2 separate regions of the Mus musculus genome follow, and region 1 is linked to region 2. The links are chromatin contacts, found by Hi-C or POLR2A ChIA-PET in ENCODE. All regions are on one chromosome and are shown on one strand. The core of a region is the stretch at or near the end of the contact, and the rest is flanking DNA. Distances in the headings are between cores, read along the strand shown. Region 1 has its middle 35 kb from the start of Tmcc3. Region 2 holds the start of Tmcc3 (transmembrane and coiled coil domains 3).

Region 1 (6,912 bases), core at 3,044-5,543, 34 kb before region 2:
CGTCATTTCTACTACCCCACTTTAAGCTCCATGTGGACCATGCTACCAGCCACTGCCCTGGTTCCCTTGGATCCTTGGATGAAAGACACCCCCCCACACACACACCACCACCACCACCACCCCACTCTCTCTCTCACGCACGCGCGCGCACACACACACACACGCACACACACACACACACACACACACACACACACACATACACACACACACACACACACAGCTTATTTTGAACCTGGGCTCTTCTAAGCCTCTAGCATGCTTTTTCCTCGACTCCTTGCTTAACATTCTAATCTGCCCTTAGCTTAGTTGCCCAGTTACCTTCTCCTTGCTCAACACCCTACATCTGTCCTCAGCTTAGTTTCATTTCTAATCTCCTGCCTGGGGAAGCGGCCATTGACTGCTCCATCTGAAATCTCACATAGCTGACTCTTTCTCCCTCCAAAGCATGGCGAATTCTCTCTCCTCCTGTGTCTTCTAGCCTACCTGTGGAAACCCGGAAGTCCCACCTCTTCCACCCAGCCATTGCCACTGGCATCTTTATTGGTCGATCGGGAACCAATTGGAGAACAGGACACTCAGTGTTCACACACGGGTTCCTGATCAACATAGACTTTGCAAATCTTTATTTAAAAAAAAACCCATCTCGCTTTTTTATAAAATAAACATGCTGATATAGCTTCCTCAGGGTGCATGATGGAGATGGTGAGTCCCGGTCCATTGAGCATCAGAAGTATCAATAATGAGTGGCATCGTCTTTTAACTTAGATCTGAGATACAAGGGTCCATATGTGTATGTTGCTGACTCTGGGGTGTACGGAGGAGTGTCCCAGCTTAGAGGTTCATTTTCGAGATGAGTAATTTGACTTGAAAGGGCATTGAGGCTGTTTTGGTATTTTTCTATGCCAACAGTCTCAGAATAAAAACCAGATAATGATTGGGATTTCTGCCAAGAATCAACCACTCAAATCAAGTGTGTAAGCTTCTTCTTGTATTATGAAAGTCAGTGCATGAGGTTGAAACCTAGAATAATCTGCTAAAATAACAAGTGAACACATGGCCCACGGGATACCTCAGCGAGTAGAGGCGTTTGCAGCCAAGCCTGATGACCCGGGTTGATCCCCAGACCTTACCTGGTAGAAGGAGTGAACGGATTCCCACAGTTGTCCCCTGACCTCCACAGGCCTGTCACGGCACGCATCACCCCTACACACAGACTAATTTTTTTCTTTTTGAAGTGAGCATAAGAAGATTGGTCTTGTGGCACACTCTTATAATTCTAGTTCGTTCGCAGGAAGCAGAGGCAGGACAATCACAAGCTCTTGACGACCTCAGGTTACATGGTGAGACCCAATCTCAAAAGAATTAAAACAAACAAGCAAACAAGTAAAGTTCCTGTTATACCACAGATGTGCCAAGTGCATTACAGTTTAGCTTGTGCATATTGGGCAATAATTTAAAGTTCATTCTAGGCCTCTGGGCCAGTTGAAATTCTCACACATTGTCTGTGGGAATTTAAATTGGTGCAGCCATTTTGGAAAACTCATTCTTTCCACTGAAGTTAAAATAAATATATCCCTACCCATCAATATGGAGTCTTCTTTATTGGATTTTTTAAAAAAGGATTTTGGAATACTTTTGTATACTTATTGAAATACCTTTGGGATGAGACCCAAGTTTAAGCATGAAATTAATTTGTATCTAATTGGTATCTTACATATAAGAGCCTGGTATTTTCAGTATTGACTGACATATCACACAAGGTCAGGTGTGGAAGTTCCATCTGGGAAGTAATGTTGGTATTAGAAAATGGTGGATTTTTGGATTTGTGGATCCCAGATGCTCAGTTCTAAGTAGATATGCTGGTGTCCATGAGAAACATGTGAATTTACTGCCCCCCAAAACATGCACAGTGTTATTTCTAGAGCCTTATCCCCCATTTCCCTAAACAAATAACCCAAAATGGACATCAGCGGGGGAATGGGTAAAATAAAACATGGTGCTTTCCAGCAGTGAGGCACTCCCCAGCAGTAAAAATAATGAACTAATTAGAAAGTAATGAGCTAATACTGCGTACAGAAATACGAATGAACTTGAGGTCGTGACCTTTTCTCTGTTCTGCTGCGGATTACTATGACAGACATAACGCCCAAGTGAGAACTCCTCACACGCCATACCTTAGGTTACTCCATTCCTTATAGATTTGAATAAAAAGCGTTCCCTTAAGAGCTCATTTCTTACTATTATCTAACACCAGCAAGAGTGATGATGCCAGGAAAACACAGAACTTTTTACTTTATTGTATAGCCACACCCATGTCATCTTTCCAGAAGCCTTGGCTCTGTGTGTGTGTGTGTGTGTGTGTGTGTGTGTGTGTGTCCTTTCAAAGAGGTTGTCTGGAAGCCACCTGAAGATGTTCCAAAATGTGTAGTGTCACATGGAAATGCCACTGCACGCTAGTCCATTGTCATGAATCAATGATCAAACCGGAAACTGTGACTCCCAATTATATAAAATCTGATCAGTAGGCACAGCTATTCTCTGAGAAAGACTTTTTAAAAATTACTATTTCTTGTTTCTTCTTTTGGCTAAAAGAAAAATCGGCTCCACAGCCTTGATAGATTTCTTTTTTGGAACACTTTGTATAAGAAGAGATCTTACACTGCCATTTGTAAGCAGTTTTTAATTCTAGTAATCCAAGAGTGCTTTTTTCCATTGGTTTAAAAAAAAAAAAAAGCTTTCTTCTTTCAAGGCTTCCTTATACCAAGCTGTTCTTTCCAACCCTCTCAGAGCCTCAGTTTCTACATATATAAAGGGAGGTTTACTGTATAGGTGAGTTAAAACCCTCTTCTTTATTTGAAGGGCGTCTTGGGTGCCCTGTCTTCCTAGCCCACTCATCGTCCACTGTGTGAATGTTTACTGACCATCGGCCCCGAGCTGCTTACTCACTGAGGTGCTGGGACACAGTGAGCCAAACACAGTGGCCCCCAACTCCATGGGGATCATAAATGCTGGGGGGTGGCTTCCCAGTGTTACTTCTGCTGCTCCAGCAAATAATTTTTAGCCTTAACACGCCTCCCCCGTCCCCCATTGCTTGTTCGGTAGCCCCAGAAGTGACGGTCTTCCTGGCCCTTCCACGCAAGGAAGTCCTCCTCCTCCTCCCTATCCTTGCTGGCCTTCCAGATAGGTCAGCGGTTACACAGTCCATAAGGAGCTGGAATCTTCTTTCCAGGAATCGCCTTAAAATGGATTTATTGTTGCCCAGAATCTTGGCTGGGAGTCTTGTGGGAAAGGTCTCATAAACAAACGCCAGGTTATCGGAGGCTTGCCTGTGCGATTTACCAGCAACTTTTCACGTGACAGAAACACGTGAGAATGACCAGGGAAATGCTCCCGTCACTCTTGGCATGAACCAGAGTCCTTTGCAAGGAGAATGACTCTTTTTAGATTCCAGTCTTTTCGGATTCTTGAGACGGCAAAGACCACCTAAAGAGGAGACAGACCCGTGAATGGAGGGGTGAGCACACACACAGAGGGGGAATCCTCCTCCTGTTAAAAACAAAAAGCCATCAGTCTGCAGTGATAAGTGGGGAAGGAAGCTCTTGGCTCTTGCTTCTCTGACAAAAGGCAAAGTTTTTAAATGAAAAGGAAGACTTGGAAGCACGGGAGTGGGGGAGCGGGGTTGGGTGGGGTCGAGGGGGATGCTGATGTAGCAAACGCTGGCTTCCCTGGTTCCACTGGACAGTGAGGGCCAGCAATGAATAGGATAACATTTTGGGGTGGACGAAACAGGGGTTAAGCGAGCAAATCCTGCGTTCCTGTTTGAATATAGAGGCAGCTTGACCGGGGTCTTTCCTTCTTTCTACCTTACCCACTCATTCATCAAAGGGGCAATTGCTGAGCATGCGCATGCGTCTTACATGGAGCTAGGCTCTGGGCACTGGAAGAGCTCAGAGACAGGAAGGAGGCACTGTGGAGTCCTACCACTTGAGACAACAGGAAGCCACAGGGAGGTTCCTCTACCTCCAGAGTTCATGGCCTTCTGTTGTTTTGGAATCTCTATCTTGTTGTGGCTTTGTTTTGTTTTTCCTTTGTATCTTAGCTAACATCTTTATCCTCTCGTGGAATGCCACTTCTTTGATCTCTCGAACCTGCTTTGGGCCAAAATGTCCTTCTGGTCTAGAAAGCCATATTGTCTTGTTGTACGCTCACGGGAGATGCCTAAGCCTTCCCTCCCGCGTGACTCCCATTCTCTCCTTTAGTCTGTGTGGGCTCCTGTTCAAACTCTGACTCATTCTCTCTGGTGCCAAGTCCTCATTCTGAAATCTCTCCTGAAGATCTCCCTGTGGCAGACACGCAGGCCTTCTTCCAAACCAAACATAGTGTAAGCCAGGATGAAAGGCAGGAAGGATACCAGGGGAATTGCTAACAGTACCCAGGTTCTTGACTCTCAATGTTCTGAAGTCAAACTAGACTTGGAAAGCAAAAGACATTATTTATAGCAGAACACGGTAAAAATGAAGGCCCCATGGGCTTGATTCAGAGACTCTAATGCAGAGGCCATAAGCATGCATCCTGTGAAAACTGCAGATGACATAGCCTTGTGTCTTTTTATCATTCACTCAGCTGACATTTATCAAACACCTACTATGTGCAACTCACTACAGTGCTAGAAATGAAGCTCTTTCCAATGACCATAGTGATACACAGCTATAATCCTAGCACTTGGGAAGTGGGAGGCAGGAGGACCAGGAGTTTGAGGCCATCCTTGGCTACAGAAAGAATTTAAGACCAGACTTGACTGTGTATGTCTTCTCTTGAAAAAGAAAACACCAGTATCACTAACAATAAAAACTCCTGTTCTGGTAAAGCTGCTAAGCCAATACAGTCAACAAATCCCCGAGTATAATTCAGTTAGACCGTGGTAAGTGCTAAGAAGTAAAGGTAAGCAGGGAATTAGGGCAGTATCGGGGTGGGTTTTCAGTCTTACCTAAGGAGCTTAAAAAGCCTCCAACCAAAGGGGAGGTTTTAGTAAGGTACTTTGGCAGGAGATGAACCATTCACATGTGTGAATGAGACCATTCCAGACCATACAGGCCTTGTGCCAGGAGAATCAATGTCCAACTGAAGCTCCAGGAAAAAAGTAGACATCAGTGTGCCCAGAGCACAAAGGATCACATAGTAGGTTCAATCACATAGTAGGTTCACTCTGACTTGGGGCTTTGACTATTCCTAAGTGAGAGGGGAGCTACTCAAAGGTATGATTGGAAGGATTTTATTTTATCTTATTTAGTTTAGGTTTTTCTAAACAAGCTTTCTCTGTGTAACAACCCTGGCTATCCTGGAACACTGGCTTTGTAGACCAGGCTGGCCTTGAACTCACAGAGATTTGCCTGCCTCTGCTTTCTGAGTGTTGAGACTAAAAAGTGTGCACCACCATACTCTATAATAGGAGGGATTTTAGAGAAAGGTTATTTTTTCTGTTGCTGTGATAAGATACCCTGATTGACATCCCTTGAGGGAAGAAAGGGTTTATTTGGGCATATAGTTCTACTAGAGTGGCAATAGAATGGCAGCAGGAACAGGTGGATCACATTTTCATCCACAGGCAGGAACTAGAGAGAGAGAACAGGAAGTGGGGGCAAGGCTATAAACCTTAGCGACACACTTCCTCCAGCAAGGTCCACCTCCTTAAGGTTCCATAATGTTCCTGAACAGCACCACCTACTGGACATCATGAGTTCGATCGGCCAGCCTATGGGGCACATTTCTCATTTAAACCTCCACAAGTGAGGAAGATCGCAGCATGTTTGCATGCTGTTGGAAATGGTTCCCAGACAGAATAAAATACCATGATGCAGGAAAGCAGGGGAAGAACCGCTGGTGTGGTGTCCTTGAGCAAGGAAGAGGATCTGGACCGGGCGGCATGAGAGGAAAGGAGAAAGGTCAGCATCACACCGTGTCCATGGACCAGGAGGGAAAACAGCAACACAGGAAGATACGCATATGTGCTGGATACTCACCCAATGTCTCCGAGTGTTTCAATTATTGTTTTCAGAAAAGTAGGGGGAAACAATCATGAGTCAAGGGTAGAGATTAATAGAAATTAGTATTGAACATTTGAAGAGAAAATAGTTTGTGTACTTTCTGGACCTTAGATATTTCCCAAAGACCCCCCAGTCCATGGTGCTGATGAGGGGTGGCTGAACCTTTATGGAATGAGACTTTGTGGGAGGAAGTTAGATGACTAGGAGTGTGCCCTCAAAGGGCATTGTGGGATCTCTCTCTCTCTCTCTCTCTCTCTCTCTCTCTCTCTCTCTCTCTTTAACATGTTAGTCATGAGGTTATAAGCTTCTGTACCACATATTCCTGCCACGATGCCCTGTGCTGCCCAGGTACAAAGCTGTGCAACCATTTGTTTGTGAGCTGAGACCATGAGTCAGAGTCAGCCTTTCTTCTTCATGGGCTCATTATCTCAGCACTGCTATAGCCATACAAAGCTAACTAGCACAAATAGGAATTAGCCACACAGGAGGGTGGGAGACTGAGGAACCCTGAGATGTGGCATGATTGCGGTTGGCACTCCTGGCTTCTGGTCCTGAATTTAAAAGGAGCTGCATGGGTGTATGTGTTTTCCCTAGAGTGCTAAGCTGAATGGATGCAACTCAGAGTGAGCTGAGAGTTGGGTAAACAGGCTTAATCTAGAAGATCCTACTGGCACACACTGGGGAAGGAAGGGAGGCAGGAAGCTGAAGGTCCTTTATAAATGAATGATGATAAACTGCCTAAGAAGCAGAGGATATTGGTAATAGTGCAAAGACGATTACCAGCATCATTACTATAAGCTTCATGTGTTCCAGCCTTGCCTGATGTACAGGCTGGTGTTGTGTGTCAACTTGACACAAGCTAGAG
Region 2 (6,423 bases), core at 2,624-5,123:
TTTTGCTCTCTTTAGCTATAAACCTTAAGGAAGAAAAGTTCTGGGTTTAGTTCTAGAAATATCTTCCCCAAAGAGTGTACTTTCTGTATAGTTTAATTAAAATGGAAGATAAAGGGTGGGGGGGGGTAACACTTTCCTTTATACACTCTGAACTTGCTATGTAGAGGAGAGCTGTCCTCTGTCTCCTAAGTCCCAGGTTTAATGGTATGAACCACAATGCCTGCTGTGGCCTTTACAAATTTAATCTTGAAAGAGTAGGTATGTAAAAGTTAAGTTTACATTGCTTGTATGTTTCTCAATAATTTTCACTGGACAACTTTGTTTTCCTAACAGAATAAGTTGTTTCCCTGAACTATAATTTTTTGTAATTTTTGTTTTTGTAGCACAGAATGCTTGCAGTTTTCTGTGGCTTGCTTTCTTTGTTTCCCAGGAGTGTTTGTGAAATTCAAAGCTGGGGTTTAGTCTGTGACTCCTGTTCTCACTTTACTATTTCTTCTCCTAGACAGAAGGATGTTTTAAATGTTGTTAGCATTTTTTTTAATGCTGATAAATATTTGGTATTTATGCTTTGGGAAACCTGCTTTTTGTGATTTGGGATAAAATGATCTCCAAGTTTCTTTTGAAAAAATGAAGTTATAGGTTTGTTTTCTTTGTCTTTAAAATAGAATTTTACAGTGTGTGTGTGTGTGTCTGTGTGTCTGTGTGTGTGTATTGTGCATGAGTGCACACCTGCACGGGTGCCAAGCTGTATGTATAGATATCAGGAGAGCACTTTCGAGAATCTGTCTACCACATGGGTTCCAGGCATTGAATTCAGGCCACCACTCTTACACCCAAGCTTTTACCCTCCAAGACTCTTGCTTTTAAATCCTACCTGGTATTGATTTTTTTATCTATGATGTGAGCGAATCTCTCTTCTCCTATGTGAAAAAGACAAATTATGCCATGGATTTCGTAAACTTCTGCCATTTTTCATAAACTTCTGTCTTCCTCTGGATGAAAGTCAAAGTTCTGAAAATGGCCTACAAGGGTCTCATCCTCTGAGACATCCCCTCCCACCTCATCCTCTATGTGCCCCCGAGGGAACATGGTCTTCCTCCTTGCTCTTCCTTGAGCTCCTCTCAGTGTGCCTGCTGCAAGTCTCTTGACATGTTCATGTGTGTGAAATTCCTAGACTCCTGCTTGTCTTGGTGAGTGTTTCATTGCTGTGAAGACACACACTGACCACAGCTTGTAAGAAGTGTAGTAAAACCAATTTACATTTAACCCCGTCTGGCTTATGAATGAAGAGACTCAGACTATGATCATTTTATTTGGCTTTGACAATTACTAGGGGGTAACACCTAATTTACTTTTTTAACTTCTGGCCTGGCTACTACCCCAGCAGTGTACCCCAAGTACTGGCTGGATCTCCTGGCCATGTGCTCATGGTCCATCTCCTCTTGGGGCAGCTTCTTCTTCTTCCTCCTCCTCCTCCTCCTCCCCTTCCTCCCCTTCCTCCTCCCCTTCCTCCCCTTCCTCCTCCTCTTCCCCTTCCTCCTCCTCTTCCCCTTCCTCCTCCTCTTCCTCCTCCTCCTCTTCTTCCTCCTCCTCCTGTCCTTCTCTCCCTCTCTACAATCTCCAACCAGGTAACTCAAAACCCACCTATCTCTAATCCTTCAAGTAATTGGTTGTAGCCATTTTTATTTAACCAATAGTTTTATATTAAGGAACAAGGTTTGCACAACAAAAACTTCAGGTACAGAATTTAGCATTACAATACATAGCAACAGACCAAACCTCAATAAGGAAGTATTTAATTGGTGCTGGTTTACAGGTTCAGAGGTTTAGTCCATTGTCGTCATGGTGGGAAGCATGGCAGCATGCAGGTAGATGTGGTGCTGAAGAAGGAGCTGAGGGTTCTACATCTGGAAGAGAGAGACACTAGATGTGGAATAGGCTTTTGAAACCTCAAATCCCACTCCCAGTGACTCACTTCCAAGGAAGACACATTCCAAAACCTTTCAAATAGTGTCACTCCCTGGTGACCAAGCCTTCAAATAGATGAATGAGCCTATGGGGCATTCTCATTCAAACCATCACATACATTACAGTCTCTCTCACTTCCTAAGTCTGCATTCCTCATACAAACATAGTCATTCCCTAAGGCTCTGCTCAAATATTGGCCTATCACAAAAGCTTCTCTGGACATCATAACTGAAATCACACACACACACACACACACACACACACACATCACAATCTATGCTTTTTGCGTGGAAGAATTTACCTGAAAATCTCTCTGAGCCTGGTGTGTGTGTGTATGCATGCGTTTTGTGTGTGTGTGTGTGTTTGTTTGTGTTTTATTTTAAAGGTTCTTTTCCCCTTTAAGTGGCTTTAAATTAGGTTTCTGATTCTTTTTAAGTTTTAATAATTTACTCTACTTTTGTGGCCACATTTAAGATGTATACTCAGTGAAAAAACGATCAATAAACAAACAATCCTCCCATCTGCCCTGTAGCTGCTCAGTTCTCCTTTCCCAACTTAAGCTGCTTGTTCACTTATTCCTGTAGCTTTTTTTTTATCTTGTCAGAAATGTGCCCTGTGTATATATAAGCACAGGCATATATCTATATTTATGTATATGTATGTATGTATATGTATCTATATTTCTCTATATAGATATGATACACATTGCACTTTCAATAAATGGTAGAACACTATATTCTCCAGCACCTTGCTTTTCTTCACTTAACTATACATGCTAGAAATGACTCCACAGAGGGCCATCGCAACTGCTACACTTGTCTAATACTCCACTAAGTCGACATGCTTGGTTCCCTGGTCTCCTTGTGAGTGAATGACACATAGGTCAGGTTGTCCTCAGTCTTTGAAAAGGCCTCCTATCGAGAGTTCTTTATCTTTCATCAATGCCTCTCACAGGACTATCAGATAGATGTCTTAGACTTCCATCCTGATCTTGTCAACTTCTGGTTCAGGGAGCCCAGCAGCTTGCCAAACACCCACAGAACAAAGCTGAACTTAATGTTGAAAGTACATTCCCCCCACCCCCTACCCCCGACTCTCCGTTCTTCTACCTGATCCCTTTTTGCCTGAAGACACCCACTAAACCGACACCTTGAGGGTCCCCTCCCCCACCCCCACCCAACGCACAGACCTGTTTTCTCTCAGCCAGCTAGGGGGATAAACACCTCCTCCCCTCCCTGTAGGCAGATCACACTGCACTCTGAGCCTGTTAGGATCAGTGATTTAAAACCTGCCAATCCGGTCTCAGGGGCACGTCTCACGAAACCACTGGACCTTGTGTAGTTAATTTGGGGGTTAGGCAACCGATACCGCATTGATTACCAATCAGTACTTTTTCTCTTCAGATTCCAAATTCCTTGTGGGCAGGGAGCACTCGCTGGGACTAGAGAACGCTCAAGTGGAAAGATGTCCCGGTTTCAAAGTAGCTTACAACACAGTGAGTCACACAAGCACAATTAAGATACACAACACAGTGGGAGTGCCGCTCCGTGGAATACTAGATGGGAAAATGCCCCTCCGTCCTGGAATCCTTAGCCCACTGTCCAGGTCCAGGAAAGCTGTCCAGCAAGTAAGTGTGCCTGTTGAGTGAAATATGTATATATATTTCATTAAGGCATCCGGCAACCTCCTGTGTGCTCAAACCCGTCTTTTTTATCACACTCAAGTGGGTCCATAACCTGTGCCAGCGTCGCTCATCTGAGCCGGGAGAGGCGTGGGAGCGCGTGGGCCCCGTTCGCAGGCAGGGAGGGCAGCTGAGCCCGGCACCTGGAGCGGGTCTAGGCGCCGCGCGGGCGCAGGGGCGGGGAGCGGGGAAAGGGGCGGAGACTGTCGCCCGCCTCCCCACCCGGGCGGCGGCGCAGGGCCGCGGGGTGTCGGCAGCAGCTGCAGCGGCCCGCGCCACCCCCTCGGCCGCGGCTCCGGGGCGAGGGTGAGCGGAGCACGGCGAGCAGCTGCCACCCGGCGCCGAGTGGAGCGGCAGCCCCGGAGGACGCAAAGTTGTCAGTCTAAGCGCAGACATGCCGGGCAGCGACACGGCGCTCACCGTGGACCGGACCTACTCAGACCCCGGCCGGCACCACCGCTGCAAGAGCCGGGTGAGGGCGCGCGCAGGGCGGCGCGGGGGTGCGAGTCTGCGTGGGGAGGGCGCGGGCCGGGTCGGCTCGGAGGCTCAGCACCGTAGAACCCAACGCCGGCCTCTCCCGGCCGGGAAGGTCCGGGGAAAACCTGCGGCCCGGGGACGCTGGGCCACCGCTGGAATCGGAGGCTAGCCAGTCCTATTCCACGACGGTGTCGCCGGGCTCTCCTCCCCGCCAGAGAGCGCACGCTGCCTGCCGGGTCCCCGGGACTCCCAGGGTCTGGCTCCCTCCCGGCACAGCCACCTGCAGGGCTCTGCATTGCTGCTGCGTCCCCTGCCTGGCAGCTGAGTCCCCTGCACTGTACGCCCGGGACGCGCTGCCCAGGTCAAAAGTCGATCTCGGCATGGACGCTCCGGAGTTGGGAGCCGTGCAGAGCGGGTGCCTTCGCCACGGTTTGCAGCCTAATTTGCTGTTGCTGATTTTGGCTGTGAGCGAAAATAGCTCTTCTGAGCAAGCTGTGGAGACCGGCCATGGAGGGCTTCACTATAAAGACGGAGGCCACAGCCCCAGCTCTGGGCCCCTCCTGAGGAACACTTTCCCTTTTGGGAAGCTCAAGTGTCCAGCAAGGATGTGACACCCCCCCCCCCATCCCTTCTTTTGACGGACTAAAGTGCCATTTGAAACAGCACCTCCTCCACTCTGGCAGGCGGCACCTGGAGTTGTTCTCTGAGCCTCCCAACTTCTGGCTTGTCCGAGGAACTGGGGATTCGATGTCGGCTTTCTTGTATAAAGTTCGTAGAGATAGACCGGGCAGAGTTTCTACCCTTCCACCTCTAAGATCAAGTTGCGGCCATAAGTGATAGGCATATGCAGGGGTCCCTTATATATAATGTGGGTATGCAGTCACAATTTGAAACAGTAGTCGATTCTCCCAGAAGTGGCATGTTTACCTCATTTCTCTTTTCACTTTAGCGCCTCTTAATCAATTTAGGAAAAATGATTAAAAAAAAAAAACCCACAAATTTAATGAGTTTGGTGGAATCGCTCCTGCATCGACCGACTCTTTCTCGGTTTCATTAGAAGTTTCATAACAGTGCACCAGGAAAGTATTCCCAAACTCCCTAAGAAAAACATTTAGAGTTTTGGTTACCTGCAGTCAGAAGTTTGCTTGGGAGGGCAACTACTCGCGAACCCAGCTGACTGAAGGAAAGGTCTTTTTTCATAAAACATTTGTAACCCGGTGGGGGTGGGGGACAAACGTAATAGAGCAGTCACAGGTGAGACGGTAATGCTAAGATAATTTGAGAGCCTGGGTTGTCATAACTTAATGGTCTCTGTAAGCAAGCAGGGTTGGTAACTCCTGGGGGCTGGTGAGCTTGTTGACAAACTTGGAATGAGCTTGAATGAGTTGTTGCGGGTCAGGTAGAGGTGGGAACTGGTGCTCACACACTCAGTTGGGGAATGGAAGGACTAGCTGAACTGCAGCGTCTTCCCCACACCTGTCTCTCCTTAAAGTGACCAAGACATCATGTCAAGGGGATTTTTTTTTTCCTTAAAAATCCTGCTTATCACGTTTTACTTGTTACATTATCAGTAGGGAGATACTGGATTTGCAAGTAAACTGTGCAGTACAACTGAGTTAGGTGCTGGATGGACTGACTAGTCTCTGTAATTAGTCCACTGGGCAGATGAAACCTAGTGAAGGCAGAAGACATGGGGGGGGGGTAGGGGGGCGGGGCAGGAGTTGAGTGGCCCAGATCACACAGTTCAAGGCCCTCCTAGTGATCCCGATTTAGCCTTCTGGACTGTCTGCTTTTAGTTGTTTTTTGTTGCTATTGTTTTGGGGTTGTTTTTGAAACAAGGTCTCCTTGTGTAGCCCAAGCTGGCTAGCAACCCACGATCCTCTTGTCTTAGCCTTCTGAATGCTGGGGTTAGAGGCATGCACTGCCACAACTGGCATTGCTTTTAGGTTTGTTTTGTTTTGTTTTGTTTTTGGTCTGCTTTCCTGTGGAGACATCGAGGCACCAGGAGAGCTACCATAAGAACTTTTCTCTAGTGGGGCTGGTGTAATTTTGCATCCCTCCTCAAGGCTGCAATAAGTCTGCTGGAATGAAGGCACAGCAAAAGCAATTTTGCTGTGGCAGAAGGCAGCACCCCATTAGGTGATCTGGCTGCTCCTCTGTGGAACTCAGTTTGATATAGCTATAAAAAAGCATCCTCTTATTACACCCAGAAAAGCACGCTGTGCAAGAGGAAAGCACCAAACCTCGGAAGGGCTTAAAGTTCTTCCTGTTACTCTCTCATTGGAAACAAACTAGGA

What was found. A loop is a pair of places that touch in the nucleus more often than their neighbours do. ChIA-PET counts read pairs that join two places held with the same protein, here RNA polymerase II (POLR2A).
Region 1: a map of heart shows a loop between it and region 2 (4-fold over the local background). The contact joins the enhancer-like site here to the promoter of Tmcc3 in region 2. A Hi-C loop is called at or near these places in 6 of 37 maps with a recorded cell type or tissue (gastrocnemius and heart). POLR2A ChIA-PET finds 5 or more read pairs at or near these places in 1 of 5 experiments (Patski).

Annotation. Positions count from the first base shown.
Region 1 is chr10:94,476,616-94,483,527 of GRCm38, forward strand. It overlaps a transcript of Tmcc3 not described here. Among named protein-coding and RNA genes, the nearest start is that of Tmcc3, 35 kb to the right of the region's middle. Within about 2 kb of position 4,294, at least 1 of the 3 ENCODE cell types and tissues checked has a DNase peak (open chromatin) inside an H3K27ac peak, as active enhancers do; it is gastrocnemius, where a contact is called at or near this core.
Region 2 is chr10:94,510,984-94,517,406 of GRCm38, forward strand. It overlaps Tmcc3 (transmembrane and coiled coil domains 3), which reads left to right and starts at 3,874. Exons shown (of 4, transcript NM_172051.3): 1 at 3,874-4,121. The coding sequence starts at 4,044. It overlaps Gm40743 (a long non-coding RNA gene), which reads right to left and starts at 3,896. Exons shown (of 3, transcript XR_871960.2): 1 at 3,705-3,896; 2 at 3,349-3,605; 3 at 1,294-1,907.